2 separate regions of the Homo sapiens genome follow, and region 2 is linked to region 1. A link is an interaction called in ENCODE POLR2A ChIA-PET data of the cell type or tissue named here. Cell type or tissue: PC-9. All regions are shown on one strand. Links, peaks and the distances in the headings refer to the core of each region. The heading gives the core; the rest is flanking DNA.

Region 1 (11,085 bases), core at 1,620-9,619:
GGGAAATGCTAGGGATAATGGAGAAAGCCAAAGAATTGGAGCATGAGGCCTTGCACAGACAAAATTCAGTTATATCGTTAAAAGAGTGCAGAGAAAACATTAGGAAATACAGATAAATTTCTATCTCCTGTCCAAAAAGAAGTAGGGAAACTATAACCACCACAAATAAGCCTCCAGTTTATCCATGACTTAAGACTTGTCATTCACAAACCGCTTGCTGGGGTGACAAACATCTGAACAGTGAATGAGAGGATGAAAGGAAAAACTGGATGATCATGAAATGTTAGTAAGTTGCCCCGAAATTAAGAGCATACCATTTCCACAAGGCTGGGAGAGAAGTCCCAACTCTGAGGCTTTGGCAGCTCAGGGAAGCAGAACACCTCTCTGGGACTCCACGAATGTTCTTGGCGACTGAGCTGTGAACATTGCCCAAGAATACATTTTTGAAAGTCATAAATAATACAACTTCTCGAGTTAAACACACAGAGAAAAAATGACTGAAGATATGTCTGTTATAGATAAACATGCTGCCACATCTTTTTGACAGCTTATGGCATTGGAGATTCTTCTAATAAAAAATTCAATTTGAAAGGCCACCAGCAAAATCACTGTTCCCTCTAAAAGACAATTCTAACTACATTTCTACAAGACAAGCGTAGGCTTCTTAGGATTCTCTGGACAGGAGGATGGAACAAACCTGAAATATTTGGGGTTGTTTGTTTGTTTTTGAGATGGAGTCTTGCTCTGTCGCCCGGGCTGGAGTGCAGTGGCACGATCTCCGCTCACTGTAACCTCCGCCTCCCAGGTTCAAGCGACTCTCCTGCCTCAGCCTCCCAAGTAGCTGGGATTACAGGCATGTGCCACCATGCCTGGCTAATTTTTGTATTTTTGGTAGAGACAGGGTTTTGCCATGTTGGCCAGGCTGGTCTCAAACTCCTGACCTCAGGTGATCCACCTGCCTCAGCCTCCCAAAGTGCTGGGATTGCAGGCATGAGCCACCATGCCGAGCCCCCAAACCTGAAATATTTTGAAGCTCATCTAATAGATATTAGCTAGCCAATACAATTAGAATATATTCCACATGTCCTCATTATTTAAACAAACTCCAATTGGAAAATTTCTCATTCATGGTAATAAAACAGTTCCTCTTGGATTCATCAGGTTAATTAAGTGACCCCTGAGGTGAACTGTGTCTAGACTTATTGTAGACCCATCCAAATTACTGTGATCTACTGCAGGATAGCCAAATCCTGATGCCATGAAATATAATATTGTACCTCTGAATGGGGCGAAGTAGAAAGCCTCAGAAAAGCGGGGACACAGGAATATTTCTGGGGTATAACCTGTATAAAGGCAGGATCCAAATAGTTCAGTCTCAAGATGGTAGTCAAGGAATACAGCCTGACACAAGAAGGAATTTCAAAGACTCAAATTATTTATTTTGAGATTCTGGGAAACCACAAAGAGAAGGCAAACATAGAGCATACAGCAACACTTATGAATTTCCCTTTCTTCTGCACCCATTTCACTCATATGTGCTGCATTTGTTCTGAGGTGTCCCTCATCACAATTTCCCGAAGGCTTTCTCTAGGCTGAGCTCCGCACTTGCATTTTCCTCTCTTTACTTCCTCTCTTATGTCTATCCTTTGACTATAGTCGTTGATATTGCCTCTCTCCCCGTGATTAAAAAGGGAATAAAAACACGTCCTCTTTGGGAGAGGAAAGAAGGGAGGAAATTTGGCAGACCATTATAGCGTGAGTTTTTGGTTATCTGGGAAAGGGAGGAAGCCAGCAGACATTCCCATCTTTATTCCATTTAGCTCCCTCTCTGCCAGACAGTGATAAGGGAACTTAATTTACACCAAAACCAGGGATAGGGAGCCCAATTCAGAGGCTCAAATGAATATACGGCCACACATTCCTAAAAAAACAAAAATAAAAAAAACAACAACTCACCTTTCAACCATCTTTTGTTGGTTGACGTATGATTTCCTTATCGTAAGAGAGTAAGTATGAGTTATTAAACAGGACATTTTTTGTTATTTTTTGTTAGTTTGTCTTTTTGGGACAGAGTTTCACTCTTGTTGCCCGGGCTGGAGTGCAATGGCGCAATCTTGGCTCACTGCAACCTCCACCTCCCGGCGGAGGGTTCAAGCGATTCTCCTGCCTCAGCCTCCAGAGTAGCTAGGATTACAGGCGCCCAGCACCATGGCGCACTAATTTTTTTTGTATTTTTAGTAGAGACGGGGTTTCACCATGTTGACCAGGCTAGTCTCGAACTCCTGACCTCAGATGATCCACCCGCATTGGCCTCCCAAAGTGCTGGGATTACAGGCGTGAGCCACTGTGCCCAGCAACAGCACATTTTAAAGTTAAGATGAGGCAACATAAAACTTGAATTAATAAATGTGACAAACAAAAATAACAATAAAATAATAAATTATAAATCCCAACATGAATACAATTATATTTCTTAATTTTGACAGTGTGAACAATAGACTTAGTGTTAGATCATTTGCAGCACGGTCAGATAGAAGAATTTTTTCCCTCATGTAAAGACTACACCCTAACTCAGGCATGGGAAAACATCATCTCATATAAGCCTCATAAACCCCAACTAAGCCAGCTCTTAGGGCCACACCAGTGTTCCAACATCTGTAAAGCCAGTTTTCATCTAAGTTTAATTTTAAAAAGCCAAAATGTTGAGTAAAATATTGTTCTTGTACATCCACTCTGGGGTGGGTTTTTAGTGTCCTGACCTAGAATGTAGCTGGGATGGAGCAGGACTGCTTGAGGAAAGAGGGTTGCTGGGCTCACCTTTTCAGTTTGGCAGAAGCATTGAAACTGGTGGGGGAAAGAGGCCTGGTAAGGAACTGGGGTTTGGAGCCCCTTCAAATTACTCAAAGCCAAAAAGGCGCACAGAGAGAGAAGAGCAAGAACCTAACAGCCTGAAGTGGCATTTCTGGCATGTGTTCAGGCAGCTTTTTTCGTCTGTGTTTCCATAAAGACCTCTCTTGCATAAAGCTCATCCAGGCCTCTGTGAACTGGTTGAGCCAGGGCAAGATGCACAGTCTCTGGGACTGTGAGTGTGAGTAAACAAGATTCTCCCCTTACCCCACAAGCCTACCCCTGCCCCAAAACAATTCAGCACAGAGGTATACTTCAAAGGCCCACAGCTCTCCCCAGCAAACAGACAAAGCTCTGCAGCCTTCAGATAGAGACTTCATCCTCAAGCCAGACAAAGACTTCATCCTGGTGGGAAACTGATGAGAAGAAGAAATGGCAATAGTAATGTGTATACACATACGCACACACAGGTTACAGGTACAGGACTCTAAAATTGCAGTGTGAAGTCTCCTGATACAAGCCACATTCTCTGGTCATCTGTTTATCCAAACAGAGTTCTACACTAGGGTCAAGAGAGTCTTTTTAAAAATTATAGGGTACTGTGCTTTGCTAAATGGCATCATGGAATGAAGACAACACTGGTGATGCTACTAATTATGCAGCTTGAGAAAGCTGCTCACCTGTGCAGAGCTTGAGTTTCCTCATATGAAAATTGGAGATGATAAAACCTACCTTGTAGGATTTTTATGAATATTAAATAAAATAACATGTAAAAACAACTGGCCAGAAATGGTAACAAGCAAGAGTAGAATTTGGGAAAAGGGTTTGCTTGATTCTAACAGATGTTCTCCAAAGGTGCAAAATGAGGTTGTTGAGAAAGGTGGTGTGTGGCTGGTTGATGCGAGGCTTTGAGTCCGCCTGCCTGTGAAGTTTGATTTTGAAATCTCAGCCTCTTAGAAGCCTCTGTAAGGGGATGGGTGGTCACAAAGCCACATCTTATAGTGTGGTCTGCAAGGATGCCTATAAAACACTCAAAGCTTATTGAAAATTCCCCTGCAGATCTCCTCGTCTGAATTCCTCCCCACCCCACACCAATGAGCCACTACACATTCAAGGAAAACAAAGAGACAACTCTAAAGCCCTAAGGAGCGGCCCAGCTAGGCCAGTAGTTTTCCCCAGAGGGAAAATGTGCTTCCAGACACACTCAGCTGAAACTGACTAGAAACTGGACTGTGTTGACTGAACAAGTTGAGAAAGATTTGCCTCTGGCTTTAATAAATTACGACATCAGCTTTTGGCATTTAAAATATTCAACTGTTTACCTTAAAAAGTCTCTTGCGGCCGGACACCGTGGCTCATGCCCGTAATCCCAGCACTTTGGGAGCCCGAAGTGAGTGGATCACCTGAGTTCAGGAGTTTGAGACCAGCCAACATAGTGAAACCCCATCTCTACTAAAAATACAAAAATTAGCCAGGTGTGGTGGCGGGCGCCTGTAATCCCAGCTATTTGGGAAGCTGAGACAGGAGAATCACTTAAACCCGGGAGACAGAGGTTGCGGTGAGCCGAGATTGCGCCGCTGCACTCCAGCCTGGCTGACAAGAGCGAAACTCCAAAAAAAAAAAAAAAAAGTCTCTTGACATTAATTTCTTTTCTGGTTTGAATAAAATAGCCTTTTTCCAGGTTGTATTAATTTGCAATAAAAGTGTTCTGACCCTGTATTTTTCTTGTCTGTAAAATGGACTGAGACGCTATTAAGGTTCCTTTGGGCTCCGAGAACTATAGGACTTGGGGACAAACAAACCAGGTGGCTGATTCTACTGACGGCTTCACTGTCACCTGTGGTTTCTGCTCCTTCAAAGGAGTGAGGATTAGCTGCTATTTAGACACAGGAATGCAGGTCTTTGATTATTTGGGTGTCTGTTTTCACAGGCGTTGGACCTGACCCTGCAGCCTGGGAACCCTGACCGGACCTCTCCTCTGATTTGAAAGTACGCAGGCCTGGCTGACACCAGACACCACAGAGGTGTGGCCCCCACCAGACACAGCTACCATTAAACCCCATCTTGTTGCTCACTGGGTGTGTGGCCTTGGTTAACCACAAACCCGCCTAGATGCCTCACTGGCAGGCCAGCTGAAAGCCATCATTTCTTATCCAGCCCCTTAGGGACAGGATTAGAAGAGTTACCTAAAATGTAAGATGTTGCATTCCTAAAGCCCTGGCTGTAACCCAGGGGGACTCCAGGCAAGACGGCTGATCCCAGCGACTTCACTCCTAAATGAAACCAAAGTCACCTAGTATCCTTGAGTGGCATGACATGGAGAATGGCAAGTGAAACCAGAGCCTTCTTGGCAGTTAACTGAGGTGCTCTGAGAAGGTGGCAAAGGAAGAAAGCCTTGGCTTTATTTAAAGGGGCAATTAAAGTTCAGGAAGGAAAGGAAGTGTTGTTATTCTTAATTTTTCACACTCTCCCTGACCCCAACCACCATTCCACAAATAGCCCAGGATTTCATTTGCTGCCAGCAGAAGTATATAGATATCTCTGGAAAGCTATGAATGATTTACAAGCTGGGTCAATAATTAAGTTATCCGGGGATGTGTAGACATAACCAGTCTTAACTCTTTAAATCTCAGAAGACTTGCTCCCCAGCCTGGCAAGAGAATAATGGTTAGAAACCAAACAAAATCTCCATACAGATTTGAAATGCTTTGAGCTAGTAAAATGTTTCAATCCATTATTTGGGAAAGGCTGATGAGCAGATTGTGTTTCTCATCTTGGTCTGTGATTATTTCTAGGACAAAAGAAACATATTAAGTTGGTACAGAAGTAATTGCCATCTTTGCCATTGCTCTTAATGCAAAAACCACATTTACTTTTGCACCAACCTAATAGTTTGTGGATTCAAGTACCCAAACTCTCAGCTTCGATTCCAGCTCACTCCGGAAGGCCAGGTGATTTTGAGAGGGGCCACTCCCTGGAACTGGCCGTCCTCCCTCAAAGACCTCCTCGTGAAGATTTTAATCAATGATGGATCCAGATCCTTCCAAAGGGAAAAAGCATCATTCACGTGGGGGAGGGGAGTTTGTTTGAGAGCAGCCCCTTTGTTGGCTGATCTGTGGGAGGAACAGCCCAGTGGTCTATGCTAGTTAAGGGGTCAAAGCTAAAACTCCTGAAAGAGTTAGCAAGATGAGACTGCATATGTGCAAACTGGAGAAATTCTGAGAAGAAAGTCGCCCAGGGCTTAAGAAGGGCTTTCATGTGGGGCAGGGCTGGACCTGAGCCTGGAAGGACTGGCGGGTGAGGAGCAGGACACCTCAGAGACAGGCATCATTCCGGGCACAAACCTGTGCTGAGTCCTACCTTCCATGTCCAGACATGTACCTGTGCTGCAGGTACATGAGCCAGAGAGGATTGAGCCTCTTATGGGCCGAATTATGTCTCCTCAAAATTCATATGTTGAAGCCCAAATCACCCAGTACCTCAGAATGTGACTGCATTTGGAGATAAGGCCTTTAAAGAGGCAGTGAAATTAAAATGAGGCCTTTAGTGTCGGCCCTAACCCAATCTAACTGGTGTGATCATAAGAGGAGATTTGGAGACACAAAGAGACACCAGAGAAAAGGCCACCTGCAAGCCAAAGAGAGAGACCTCAGGAGAAGCCAAACGTGCTTCTTGAGCCTTTGATCTGAGACTACCCACCTCCAGAACTGCAAGAAAATTAATTTCTACTGTTAAAGCCCCCTGGTCTGTGGAATTTGTCATGGTGGCCTTAAGCAGATTCATACAGCGTCCTTGCCCTCCGAGGGCTCCAGTGTGTTGAGGAGGCCAGACAATAAACAAAATCCTATGAAACCCATACATTCATGACAGCTGTGCAGGGCACTAGGAAGGACAAGGAAAAGGTGCTTTGAGAGTATCTGAAGAACAAAACCGGGGTGAGGAAACACCCCTGGGCCTGGAATTCCCGCCTCAAGGAGAGGAGAGCAGGGAAGGCAGGCTGACCCAAGCCACCACTGAAGAGATGGGAAGTGAATGACAATGGGAACACCAGATTGCAGAGCGCCTGGAAACAAGCAGGAGTATTCTTGCTGGATCTCCAAGGCAATGTGAAGCTATTTTAGATTTCCAAGTGGAGGAACGGCCCAAGGAGAGCAATGCTTTAGGGAGCTCTTTCTTACAAGCATGTGCAGAAGGAGCGCAGGCCTCAAGGCACAGGAAGAGGGGGTGCGGGTGAGAGGGCTGGATCGAGATGCCAGCAAGCGGGCAAAGCGGGGGAGGAGCTGCATGCAAAAAGCATTTTGAAGAAGAAAATGACAGGTCTTGGTGATTGATGGGAAACTCTTTTAAAATTGTCTTGTCCCTGAAGCAGCCCTTCAAGGCTGTGGCTGACGTATAGGAAGGCCCCTGGTAGACCCCTCTCCAGAGTGAGGTGGTTGCCATGGCACCCAGATGCGAGCAAGGGGGATAAAGACCAAATGGCACATTCATTTCATACCCTTCCTTTACCATCCCTTTGTGGGATACCAGTGAGACCCACAAAGCTTCCCGAATCTGCACGATGAATATCATCAGAAGGCATTTGATTACAGCTCTGAGACTCAGTAAGAAAGTAACACCTGGGTAACGTCCATAAAGCAATCTTGCAGATTTCTCTGTGAGGGGCTTCTAACTTCTGGCTGCCTTTCAGCTATTCACAGCTGGGGGGAAGTGGAGGGGACAAGGGGACGTGGGTAAAAGAACTTCTCATACTAGCCTGTGAAGGGATGTTAATGTCTGACTGACAGGAGTAGGACAGTGGTTGCTTGATCCAGCCCTCCTGCCTTCTGCTGGGAAGGAAACAAAAATATGGAAAACCCGGGGGGCTAAAGTTCCAGAGCGCCTGCTGTCAGCTGAAGCCCATGGCCTCACAGAAGCAACCAGATAGAGGAAGCTGTGAATAGATCCTGCCCCGTCAGGTGCTGGATGAAGCTTGTTTCCAGTGTGAAGGAAAGGGGACCTGGTCAGGAAACCATGGTTTCATGAGCCAGACTTTACAACTGCAGGCAGCTGCCAAGGCCAGAGCTCACGGTGAGTGGCAGACAGAAGAATACCAGCCCTTCATCTCATAGTGCTCCGCCAGGCTCATTTTCCATCCATCAGCAGCCGAGGGTTAACGTGGAGATCAGATTAGAGGCACTGCTCTCTAAGAGACCTACATTTGAAGCACTAGGCAAAAACTGATATAAGCACATGTGGAAATAAAACACAGGGTAAAAGAGTCCAGCAAAAAATCCTGGCATGGCAGCTGACTCTGACTGCACAGGACACAGTACACTGACACTCTCTGAGGAGAAGAGTATCTTTAAAGAGTAGACTATTTAAGTAAATTATTTGTGCATGGCTGGTAGAATTCATTATTGTATTATTATTTTTTTTTTAAGACAGGGTCTTGCTCTATTGCCCAGGCTGGAGTGCAGTGGTGCAATCACGGCTCACTGCAGCCTTGACTTCCCAGGCTCAAGCAATCCTCTCACCTCAGCCTCCCGAGTAACTGGGACAAGTGTGTACCACCACACCCTCCTAATTTTTGGTATTTTTTGTAGAGACAGGGTTTCATCATGTTGCCCACTCGAGCCCATCTCAAACTCCTGGGCTCAAGTGATCCACCCACCTTAGCCTCCCAAAGTGCTGGGATTATAGACATAAGCCACCACACCTGGCGCCATTATATTATTATTTTTTTAAAGTCTCTTTTAGAACTGTAAGACTTCAAGATGCTCCATTTGCTCTGGATTGAAAAGCTGATAAATGTTATTTTGTAATCAAAATGTGGTCTGAGGACCAGCTGCATTGGCACCTCCCAGGAGCCTGATACAATTTCAGAATCTCAGACCCAAATCCAGACCTGCTGAATCAGAATCTGCACTTTAACGAGATCCCTGGAAGCTCTGCACAAACATTAAAGTCTAAAAAGCACTGCCTTGGAGCAGGTTAGGCAAAAAGAAGAGCTGAGAAGGGTTGGGTAGCTAAGATCTGGCTTAGCAATACTATAGCCAGATCAGTGCCCACTTCTACTCACTAGGCAATGGCCCCTGTGGCCACAGTGAGAGGGTTTAGATAGTAATGCAGGGTGCAGAGGAAGAGGGCCAGGCTTCTGCTGCATGACCGAAAGAACCCAGGTGCCCCTCCCACTTAGGTGCTCTTATACATTCTCAGCCTTTATCTTTACAAGCCCAAGGCCCATATGAGTCTAGATTATGCAAAATAAGTCTAAGCAATGTAAAAAAAAAAAATGATTTTTTTTTTCCAATTAGCAAAGGGTAATGAGCACTTTCCAGAAATTGTGCTTGGTAGGATATGTCACATAAGTAAATTTTCTTTTGTTTATTTTTCCAAAAAGGCTGCACCAGAACTATCCAAGATAATTACTTTGCCTTCAGTCTGGTTGAGCAGCAGCTGTTTATGGTACCTATGACTTCCTCTGTAAGATCAGTGAGATGTAATACAACAACAAAGGGATTTTGAGTAGACAAACCTGTGCTTGAATCCTGGTTTGGATTATTTCCTGAAATTCAGATAGTAAACTCTAAAATGCTGAATGAATTTACAATTAATTATTCATTATTGAGTGGAAATATAGCAGCATGGCTTAGCCTGGCTTGACTAATAGCACCATTATTATGTCAAGGAGACTAAAGCTTTGAGAGATATAGCTCAATGTCATACAACTAGAAAGTGGCAGAGCCCAGACTGGTAGGTGCCAGGTCTATTGGCCTCAAGAGCCCAGAAGACAGTTAAACCTGATACCATTGCTTCCATGGGCCCAAGGCCTTACTCCCTTCCAGTGCCTTCAACTCTGCTGCATAACTGATGTTCTCACAGTTTAAGACAGAATTGCAAGTGAGCCAGATTTACAAAGGCAGTCATCTTACTACCTTCATTTATCTTACTACCCTTCTGACTTCAAAAGTCATTGCTAATATTCTAAATCGTGGCCTGCTCAGTCTTTGCTCTCCTTTGCTTCTAAATAATTTTGTTGTTTCATCCTCAAAAAATCTAACTCTTCATGTCAACAAGAAAAATCTCAAAATGAGATGGTAAAACAAACATTCCATTGACTTTCAGACTATTAAATAACTAACCCTCTCCCTCAGTCTCCCTATTCCCCATCCCCCTCTCCCAGCTTTTTTCAAGTGCTCCCTCCCAGGCTGGAGAATAATTATACTCTCTGGTGAAACAGAGAAGGTAGAAACTGGAAGACTGAATAGATTTGAGTTAATACAACTTTCTCTCAAACAAAAGCATTTAAGAGTTCAGCAAAGGTTAGGCACGCAGAGAATGCTGCATTTCCTGGTATCTTCTGATTAGCTTTTAAGATAATTAATGGAGATGGGAGTATTATTGCTTGAACAACTACCGCATTCCTGGAGAGAAACAGGAAGGACAGAGCCGAGAATCCTGAGCATTAACCCCAGTGGCCAATCAGCTTCTTTTGCATTTGTAAATTCCCTCTGTGGCTCCATGGTGACCCCACGGTTAGGTGACAGGCAAGCTCCTAGCACTTTGCATGCATTACCTTAACTATACGGCACACTTCTTTTCCGGGAGAGAAATAGCCATACCCATTTTAGGAAGGAGGAAATTGCTGCACACACACAGCCCTTAAAACAATCTAATGTAGCAGCTGCTGTAATTATGCCCATTTTGTGGATGAGGAAACTATGGTCTACAGAGACTTAGCAACTTTTCCAATAACACACAATAAATATTGGGGCTAGAATTAAACCCAAATCTGTCTGACTCCAGAGCTATCACAAGAGGTAACATTTCTGCCTTATCCTACTTCCTTGTTTTATATCTACAGTTCCATAACTGCAGGGCAGCAGAGAGATGCAAACATCATCACAACAAAAATGTCATATATGTCCCCAGTAACCACTAGGCTTCTTTTTGACCATCTGGCTGGCCCAACGGCCAAGCAGTCACCACCAGATGATTCAACCAACTCTGGCTTCTTTCTCTTTCCTCAGACTGTGAACTCCTTCTGAGAAATGATCATATTTTTCCATTTTTATATCCCTCTCAATGCTGCCACATTATAAGAGAGAAAAATTGGCACTTGCTGAATATATATTATAAGCTATGTCAGCTATGTAGCACAGAGACTGTCACTTACCTCTTCAACATTCCAACAGGCATCAGTAATCAATCATAGTGCTCTTCCCTAGTTAAGGCCAGAAAGAGCCTCAGCATCCTTCT
Region 2 (9,879 bases), core at 1,567-9,566, 130 kb before region 1:
CAACTTCAAGAACTCATGGATGATTGTTCAGCAGTCCTTGAAAATGAAAAGTTAGCCTCTGTCTCTCTAAAACAGTAAACATATCTTACAAATTAAAATGACTTTTAGGCTGGGTGCAGTGGCTCACACCTGTAATCCCAGCACTTTGGGAGGCCAAGGCGAGCGGATCATGAGGTCAGAAGATCTAGAACAGCCTGGTCAACATGGTGAAACCCCGTCTCTACTAAAAATACAAAAATTAGCCAGGCTTAGTGGCGGGCATCTGTAGTCCCAGCTACTCAGGAGGCTGAGGCAGGAGAATCACTTGAACCCTGGAGGTGGAGGTTGCAGTGAGCCGAGATCATGCCACTGCACTGCACTCCAGCCTGGGTGACAAAGCAAGACTGTGTCTCAAAATAAATAAATAAAATAAAATAAAATGACGTACAGAGATTCTATATTCTAGAGAGTCAAATGGTCTTGCTCAATTCTTGTAATTAGGTTCTTGTTAATACAGTCATTCCATGGAATTACTTTTTAAAATTCCTGTGACAATTAATAATAAATAACGTGTCAGCATTTAGTAAGCATCCACTAAGTGTACAATACTTCTACAATAACACAAGATACCTGTTCCTCAAAGACAATGCATTCTGCCATAATGTTCATTAAAGAGTTTACAGTAAAAATAAGATTAGGGATAAACTTCTCAAAAATTGTACATCTGTGTAACTAAAGCACTAACAAAAACATGAATAGTCCTTCTAGAGGTAACTTGGATAGCCTAGGCAGGCAACTTATCATGTGGTGAAGGCCGCCTCAGGGGTTGTTAAAAATGCACAGAAACAATTGAGTGCGATTATTGGCTTCTGAGCGCTGAGCAGAGCAGGTGGAAGAGGAACTTTGAGCACAGGAGGAAATGCAACCAGTCAGGGCCCAGAATCATGCAAATCTCAGGGGTATGCCTCTCTGGGGAGGAGCTCCACTTGCAGGGACTCCTTTTATTTCCCTAAGAAAGAGCTGAAATGACTGAGAACTTTCCTTTCCTCCTTAGAGTTACAATTTTACTTCTGCTATTCCGGAGCCCATGCCTAGAAGCCAGAACAACTCCATGTTACACTGAGTTCATGCTCCTATTTACTGATCACAAATGAGCTCATTAATGTCATCGAAACATTTATTGTAACCTAACAGACCATCACAGATTGGAAACTTGGTAGATAGCAGAGCATGGTATTAGTGAAAAAGGTTCAAAATACACAAGTAACATACACTCTGAAAAACATGCAGATAATTTGCTGATGAAGCAGAAGAGGGGATGCGCATGGCAAGAACTTGCCTTACCCCAGATTCTCTATATCTCATGGTTTCCTTTTCCTCTTGACTGTCTTTACGAGTGTTTTTTATTTGGGACCCTCGAGCCCAGAGATATTAATGGATATCTGTATTCAATATTTGACAAAATCTAATGGAAACCATCCATTTACTCATGATAAGGCTTCATCACTGGATTTCTGTGTCTTCACTAGAACACCATTGTCATCTCATATTGATCAGGTATTTTAATCTAGCACTTACATATTGTTGATAAATGAAAGCTGAATTGTTACTTAATAAATTCACTTTGTTTAGTAAAAAAAAATTGTTTTCTAAATATGACGTTCATGAAGAGAAAATAATGAGTCAGAATCATCTGCAGAACCACTGGAATGTTTCATCGTCACCTGTTAGTTTTCATAAACAGTTTTCTGTCCTCTCTGAGATCCTCCCGCTCCCAAATACTCAACCTGATTAACTTCACATAAAAGTCTTATGTGCCAGGCTTAGTAATATTCCTATAGATTTTGACTCTGAATCCCTGAAAGAGGAAGAAATCCATGAGAGAAAATTGCATTACTTTATAGCAAGAGGAAACCGTTTTAAGTTTTTTAATTGCTCAGACACCACAACATCCTAGATGGAGGAAACCATTTTAGTTGAAGGAGCAAATATGATGTCAAAAGCAAGTAAATAAACAAACCGTTGCCCCAATCTGTTTTTATGTAATGAATTTAAAAAAAAAGAGAGAGAGAGAGAGATGGGCTCTCCCTGTGTTGCCCAGGCTAGTCTCAAACTCCTGGGCTCAAGTGATCTGCCTCCCTCAGCCTCCCAAAGTGCTGAGATTAAAGACGTGAGCCACCACACCTGGCCGAAATAATAATATTCAATATTATATATTCAATGATATTATTCAGTATTCAATATTATTTCAAATAATATTAAATCTCTTGTTCCTGTATCTCTACATGAGCTGCACTAATAATTTGAATCTGGAAATTAAAAAGTGAAACATTTACCGTTCTCATATACTGATACCCAACTACCATGAAATGATACCTAATTTGTTTTTCTTTTCTCTTCATTTTTACTCTTAATCTAGTAGGTCTCATTTTGCCAAGTCACTGTCTGGGAATTTAAGTGGCAAATACTTTCTTTGTCTCAGCTAATTAAACTCTAAAATTATTAGCAACAGAACTTCCAGAACAGAGTGTTTTTGAAAGGTGAAGATGTCTACACGTGTAAGATGAGTTCCTTGATAACACCTGAAAGACCCAAACCAAAGCAAAAGTTTGAACACGTGTCAGAGTGAAAAAATGATGTGATCATAAAACATGGTGCTCTGCCACCACAGAGAGCCAAAGGAGCAAGCGGGAAAACCACTGTTCCACGCTGGCCCACACTTAGCGTTACCAAAAAAAGCACCTGAAACCCAGGAGGCAGAATGTTCCCTTTGAGTGGCTGACACCGGGTCCTCTGTGATGACATCAGACTGGGCTGTTTAAAATTAAAGATGGCATGGTATAGAAGAGGAGCTTGCAAAATGACAAAAAAAAGTGCTTATTCCTATTAGGAAATAGCTGCACCTCCTAATGTAAATAAGTAACTTTAGGATTTTAAACAGAATCTGAAGGATAGTGAAAAGAAATAAGCAGGTACTAATAAGTAGACCTCGGGATTCAGCAAGCCGTGTGCCATACCTTATTTGATTCAAAGCAGGGGAGTAGGCCAGGCGCGGTGGCTCACGCCTGTAATCCCAGCACTTACGGAGGCCGAGGCGGGCGGATCACGAGGTCAGGAAATCGAGACCATCCTGGCTAACATGGTGAAACCCCATCTCTACTAAAAATACAAAAAATTAGCCAGGCGCGGTGGCAGGCGCCTGTAGTCTCAGCTACTCAGGAGGTTGAGGCAGGATAATGGCATGAACCTGGGAGGCAGAGCTTGCAGTGAGCCGAGAGTGCACCACTGCACTCCAGCCTGGGCGACAGAGTGAGACTCCATCTCAAAAAATTAAAAAATAAATAATAAATAAAAAGCAGGGGAGTAAAATAATGGAACTTTAAAAATATCTCTTATTATAAATTTTCATTCATTAACTACTTTTAATCCCCCTCCCTTTTATTATTATTATTTTTTTTTTTTTTTTTTTTTGAGACAGGGTCTTGCCCTCACCCTGGCTGGAGTACAGTGGCACAGTCCTGCTCACTGCAGCCTTGACCTCCTGGGTCCAGGCAATCCTCCCACCTCAGTCTCCCAAGTGTGGCACCACCAGGCCCAGCTAATTTTTTTAATTTTTTGTAGAGTCAGGGTCCTGCCATGTTGCCCAGGCTGGTCCTGAACTCCTGGGCGCAAGCCATCTGCCCACCTTGGCCTCTCGAAGTGCTGGGATGACAGGAGTGAGCCACCGTGCCCAGTCCCCCTCCCTTTCTTCAAACATCTGGTTATCTGTACCAAGGCACAAGCCTAGGAAAAGACATATCCGTTGTGTTTAGAAGGACCCAGAGGAAGTTTAAAATAGAAGGCTTTCCTCAGTTATTTAATAACTTAAGCAATGTGTACACTAGAACATAAACCTGAAAATTTAATAAAGGCAAATAACACGAAAAAAAAACCAAAGGCAACATTAAGTAAAAGTAATTACTACAGGATTTCGGAGGAGCTTTTTTATTTATTTTTCTTTGTACCTCAATAGAATATAAACCCAAAAATATTTTAGGCAGTTTATTAAAAATATATTATTACAATTGTATAAAAGTAAATAGTTGAGGAAATCCATGAAGTGATAATAAAAGTGAGGAAGAAGAATAAAACCAGAAATAGATTAAAAACAAAAAATGCTTGTCAGGGTATCTATATAGATGCTTAATATTGGGTAGTATATGATATGGTGGGAAATTAGCTTTCCTAGTGGGGTAAGGCCACCAGATTTAAAAATCAGACAACCCTGAATTGAATCTTGTTGCTGCCATTTCCGAGCCGCGTAACTTGTCTTGAGTTTCAGTATCCTGACCTGTAAAATAGGGATAATATCCACTCCTTGGGGTAGTCGGAGGGATTAAATTTAAGTGACACACTGAAAGCACATAGCATGATACCTGACAGAATAAGCACGCAATATTTTGTAGCTATAAATAAATGCATGCAATCATGAATTTCAGTCATTTTCTTATAGAGGCCTCACAGTAAACTCTTACAGACGCCACAATTTGGCATGTGGCCAAATTATAATTTACTGAAAGCTTATACCAGAGACCAGCTATATATTTCCCTGATGATCTGGCCTCCCCTGAGAATGAAGTTTAAAATATCTGGAAGAACTGATAGACTACATTTTTTTTTTTTTTATGGAGTCTTACTCTGTTGCCAGGCTGGAGTGCAGTGGCGGCAATCTCGGCTAACTGCAACCTCCGCCTCCCGGGTTCAAGCAGTTCTCCTGCCTCGGCCTCCGAGTAGCTGGGACTACAGGCACGCGCCACCACGCCCAGCTAATTTTTGTATATTTGGTAGAGACGGGGTTTCACCATGTTGGCCAGGATGGTCTCAATCTCCTGACGTCGTGATCCGCCCGCCTCGGCCTCCTAAAGTGCTGGGATTACAGCCATGCGCCACCGGCGCCCGGCCACTAGACTACGTATTTAAACAGCAATTTCCAGAGGCTTGGCGAGGTGGCTCATGCCCATAATCCCAGCACTTTGGAAGGCCGAAGTGGGTGGATCACTTGAGTCCAGGAGTTTGAGACCAGCCTGGGCAACATGGTGAAACCCCGTCTCTACTAAAAATACAGAAAATGAGCTGGGCGTGGTGGTGCACGTGTGTAATCAAGATCGCTTGAGCCTGGGAGGTGGAGGTTACAATGAGCCGTGATCGCACCACTGCACCTCAGCCTGAGCAAAAAAGTGAGACCTTGTCTCAAAAAAATTAAAATAAGCAATTTCCATGAGTTTTTGATAAAGAATTGGCCATTCCAGTGATAGAAAACCTGAAAGTCTTCGTGACGTGTGAACCAAATGAAGAACAGGGCTGACAGGCGTTTTAAAGAATGGAGGTTCCGGGCCGGGCGCGGTGGCTCACGCCTGTATTCCCAGCATTTTGGGAGGCCAAGGCGGGCGGATCACGAGGTCAGGAGATCGAGACCATCCTGTCTAACACGGTGAAACCCCGTGTCTACTAAAAATACAAAAAATTAGCCTGGCGTGGTGGCGGGCTCCTGAGGCAGGAGAATGGCATGAATCCGGGAGACGGAGCTTGCAGTGAGCCGGGATCGCGCCACTGCACTCCAGCCTGGGCGACAGAGCGAGACTCCATCTCAAACAAACAAACAAACAAACAAACAAACAAAAAGAATGAAGGTTCCCCCAAAATGGTCAACCCATATTCCTATGGGGAAAGTGTTTTTGACAGAACCAAATTCTTCCTCATAAAAAGCAGTTCCATTCTAACATATAGACATAATCGAGGCTCCAAAATAACTGTATCTTCAGTGCAATTCCTTTAACATGGGAAAATTTTAAGGTAAATGTTACCAGCAGCCAATTAGTACATTCCTCAGGGAAAATAAGTTAACGAAGGACCCATGAGTCATCTAATTGTAAGCAACTTCACTCCTTGGTGAATCTTCCATAATAAGTTAGTTGCAAAATGGGCCTGCAGGTCAATGAATAATATGATAAAGTTGGTGGCAGATATCTGCCAAAATTATAATCGGCAATTTTACCATAGTTCACTTAGCAGGGCCAATTGTCTATAGAGGCCAGTCATAGTTTAGAATACTTATCTTTCTGTTATCTATGATGGGGGCATATACATCTAAATTATCCAAAACTGCTTTCAAGTAATTAACATACCAACTAAAAGGAAGTGAGGCTGGAATTCAGAGTTTGAAGACTTAGAATAACCAAGGATATTCTAATTCTAATACGGTGCTCTATCAGAACAGTTCTATAGACAAGCATGTAAGAAAAAAATCTATTTTTTTTCAAATTATGTGCAAATTATCTTCTTAGCGATAGCACTTCATTTCTCCGTGGAAATGGCCACTTGGATGCCAGGTAATTGGTGCAGAATTAAGGTGGTGCTAATGGTAAAAGAAGTGAAGCACTAGAAAGTGAAAATTAGAAGAATGTAGACCTTAATTGGATTAGAGGATAGGGGAGAATGGAGGGAAAGAAAAGTTATTTTTATCCTATGAAATGTTCGCAGCTGGAAGAATGGTATTACCATTCACATTAAATAAAAAGGGAAAGCAACAATAATTTGTAGGGACTGGAGAATTCTACAGCCAAATGAGAGGCCTAACAGGCAGGGGAAAAAGAGGCAATTAAGTAAGATGGCGTTTTGGGAGTCAGAGCATAAATAATGAAGTCTTTATATTTGTTTCCTTTTTTTCTGATGTTTTATTATTTTATTATTCTGCACCAATTACCTGGTATCCTAGTGGCCATTTCCACGGAGAAATGAAGCGTTACCACTAAGAAGATAATTTGCACATAATTTTAGAAGAAATAGATTTTTCTTACATGCTTGTCTATAGAATTGTTTTGATAGAGTACTGTATTAGAATTAGAATATCCTTCATTATTCTAAGTCTTCAAACTTAATTCCAGCCTCACTTCCTTTTAGTTTGTATGTTAATGACTTGAAACCAGTTTTGGATAATTTAGATGTATATACCCCTATCATGCATATATACAGCAGTGAACACCCACATACCCACCACCTATTTTAACAGGTTTTATTTTTCTAATTACAAAGGTAATGCATGTTCTCTGTAAGAAAAAGAAAAGCACTATAAGAGAAAAAAAATCACTTGTCAACTCACCATCTAGTATGTATATTGTTAAAAACTTTAGACAAAATAAATATGTTGGAGTTCATCTAAGCAAAAAATGATTCATGAATCAAGAGCATTTGGAGCCAGAAGAGGTTCTGAGAACTCTAAGTAGTAGCATGAGCAGTGAGCTTTTATAGGCTGAATACAGAAGCAAAGTAGAGAAATCATCTGATTGGCTACAGCTAGATGTTTTCCTTATTGGGGCGTCATATGATGAGCCATTTGCCTTATTTGGGTATGGTCTGGTGAGAGGTCCCTAACCATATAACCAGTTGGTTGGTTGGCTGTTTGTGATTGGCTGAGGCTTTTTTTTTTTTTTTTTTTTTTGAGGCTGAGTTTTGCCTCTTGTCGCCCAGGCTGGAGTGCAGTGGCGCGATCTTGGCTCACCACAACCTCTACCTCCTGGGTTCAAGAGATTCTCCTGCCTCAGCCTCCCGAGTAGCTGGGACTACAGGCACCTGCCACCACGCCCAGCTAATTTTTGTATTTTTGGCAGAGATAGGGTTTCACCATGTTGGCCAGGCTGGTCTTGAACTCCTGACCTGAGATGATCCACCCACCTTGGCCTCTCAAAGTGCTGGGATTACAGGCGTAAGCCACCGCGTGTGGCCTTTTTTTATTATTTATTTAAATTAAATAAGTTACAAAAAATGTTTGCAAGTTAAGTCCCTGTGTGCTTATTTAAGAGCTCTGGGTACAGAAGCAATCCCATGAAAATAGCTTCCTGCTTGTTTTGCTTAAATAATTTGTATATGCTTATGTAATTATATGTATTTTATTAATAAAATTGGTGTGGCTGGGCACTGTGGCTCACGCCTGTAATCCCAACACTTTGGAAGGCCAAGGCGGGTGGATCACAAGGTCAGGAGTTCGAGACCAGCCTGGCCAAGATGGTGAAACCCCGTCTCTACTAAAAATACAAAAATTAGTCAGGCGCAGTGGCGGGTGCCTGTAATCCCAACTACTCAGGAGGCTGAGGCAGGAGAATCACTTGAACCCGGGAGGCGGAGGTTGCAGTGAGCCAAGATCACACCACTGCACTCCAGCCTGGGCAACAGAGCAAGACTCCGTCTCAACAACAACAACAAAATTGGTGTTATACTTCACACAGTTATGCAGGCATCACCACTTGATTCCAGAACTTTCTCATTATTTCAACAAAGAAACTGTACTTATTAATAATCACTCCCCATTCCACTCCTCCCAGCTCCTGGCAACCACTAATTTACTTTCTGTCTCTCTGGATTTGCCTGTTTTGGACATTTCATACAAATGGAATCATACAGTATGTGACCTTTTGCATCAGGCTTCTTTCACTCAGTACAATGTTTTCAAGGTCTATCTATGTTGGAGCATTTATCAATATTTCATTGCTTTTTATGACTAATATTCCGATGGGTAGATACATTACATTTTGTTTATTCATCATTAATTGATGAACATTTGGGTTGTTCCCACTTTGTTGCCATTATGAATAATGCTGCTATAAGCATTCATGTACAAGTGTTTCTGTGAACATATTTTCATTTTGCATGAATATATACATAGGTCTGGGACTGCTCAGTGCTGTGGTGTGAATGTATTCCCCCAAAAGTTCATGTTAGAAACTTGGTCCTCAACACAGCAGTGTTGAGATGTGGGACCTTGGGGAAGTGAGTAAGTCATGAGAATTCTGCCCTCATGAATAGATTAACCCACTCATAGATTAGTGGATTAATGGGTTAGTTTTCATGAGAGTGGATCTGTTATAAAAACCTGTTTGGCCCTCTCACCATGTGATGCCCTGTCCCACCTCAGCACTCTATGGAGAGTCCTCACTGTCTAAAAGAGCCTCACCAGATGTGATCCCTCAATCTTGGACTTCCCAGCCTCCAGAATTATAAGAAATAAATTTCTTTTCTTTGTAAATTACCCAGTGTGTGGTATTCAGTTATAGTAACAGAAACAGACTGAATCATAGGTAACTATTTAACTTTTTGAGGAACTGCCAAACTCTTTTCCAAGGTGGCTGCACCATTTTACATTCCCACCAGCAATGCATGAGGGTTTCAGTTTCTTCACATCCTTGCCAACAATTTTTGTTTTCTCTTTTTGATTTTTGCCATCTCAGTAGATGTGAAGTGTATTTCATTGTGGTTTTGATTTGCATTTTTCTAATGACTAATAATATTGAGTATATTTTCATCTGCTTACTGATCATTTATATATATTCTTTGGAGGAGAAACTTCTATTCAAATCCTTTGCTCATTTTAAATTGAGTTATTCGTCTTTTTATTGTTGAGTTTAAAAGGTTTTTAAAGAAACACATCTTTTAGATACAAGCCCCTTATCAGATGGTATCTGATTTATAATTGTTTTCTCGCATTCCATGAGTTGCCTTTTCACTTTCTTAATGCTTTTCTTAGGAGCAGGAAAGTGTTCCTTTTTTGTATTATTATTTTTTTGCCACACACTGTCAGGGGAAAGTTTTTCAGTTTAATGAAGTCCAATTTATCTGTTTTTACTTTTGTGACTTTTGCCTTTGATATCATATATCAAATCTATCTGTAATAATTGTTAGCAAATGATATGAGGAAGGGACCTAACCTTTATTAAAAATACCACGTAACCCAGCACCTGTCCACACTATTATTCTAGTCTAAATGCTTCTATACACTCAGGTCTGATTTAGGGCCATTGTTGAAGCTTTGTTGGTTTTTCTTAAGGTGACCCCAAAGTAGCCTGATTATAACATTCAAAAGAAACAGTG

The links. ChIA-PET counts read pairs that join two places held together with the same protein. Peaks named below come from ENCODE experiments on the same cell type or tissue, not always from the same donor. Only the 100,000 strongest peaks of a DNase experiment are listed, where the experiment ranks them.
Region 2: POLR2A ChIA-PET joins it to region 1 with 11 read pairs; 2 of 35 experiments call an interaction of 5 or more read pairs at or near these places.

The regions. Positions count from the first base shown.
Region 1 is chr6:106,794,380-106,805,464 of GRCh38, forward strand. No RefSeq gene overlaps it. Among named protein-coding and RNA genes, the nearest start is that of LINC02532, 12 kb to the left of the region's middle. RefSeq lists enhancers at 4,655-4,949, 9,896-10,656. In PC-9, for the core only: no CTCF peak of the experiment used is centred there; DNase peaks (open chromatin) are centred at 4,082 and 4,912; H3K4me3 peaks cover 1,359 bases; H3K27ac peaks cover 3,698 bases.
Region 2 is chr6:106,665,925-106,675,803 of GRCh38, forward strand. QRSL1 (glutaminyl-tRNA amidotransferase subunit QRSL1) reads left to right here. Exons shown (of 11, transcript NM_018292.5): 11 at 1-2,493. The coding sequence ends at 78. Among named protein-coding and RNA genes, the nearest start is that of LINC02526, 25 kb to the right of the region's middle. In PC-9, for the core only: no CTCF peak of the experiment used is centred there; no DNase peak of the experiment used is centred there.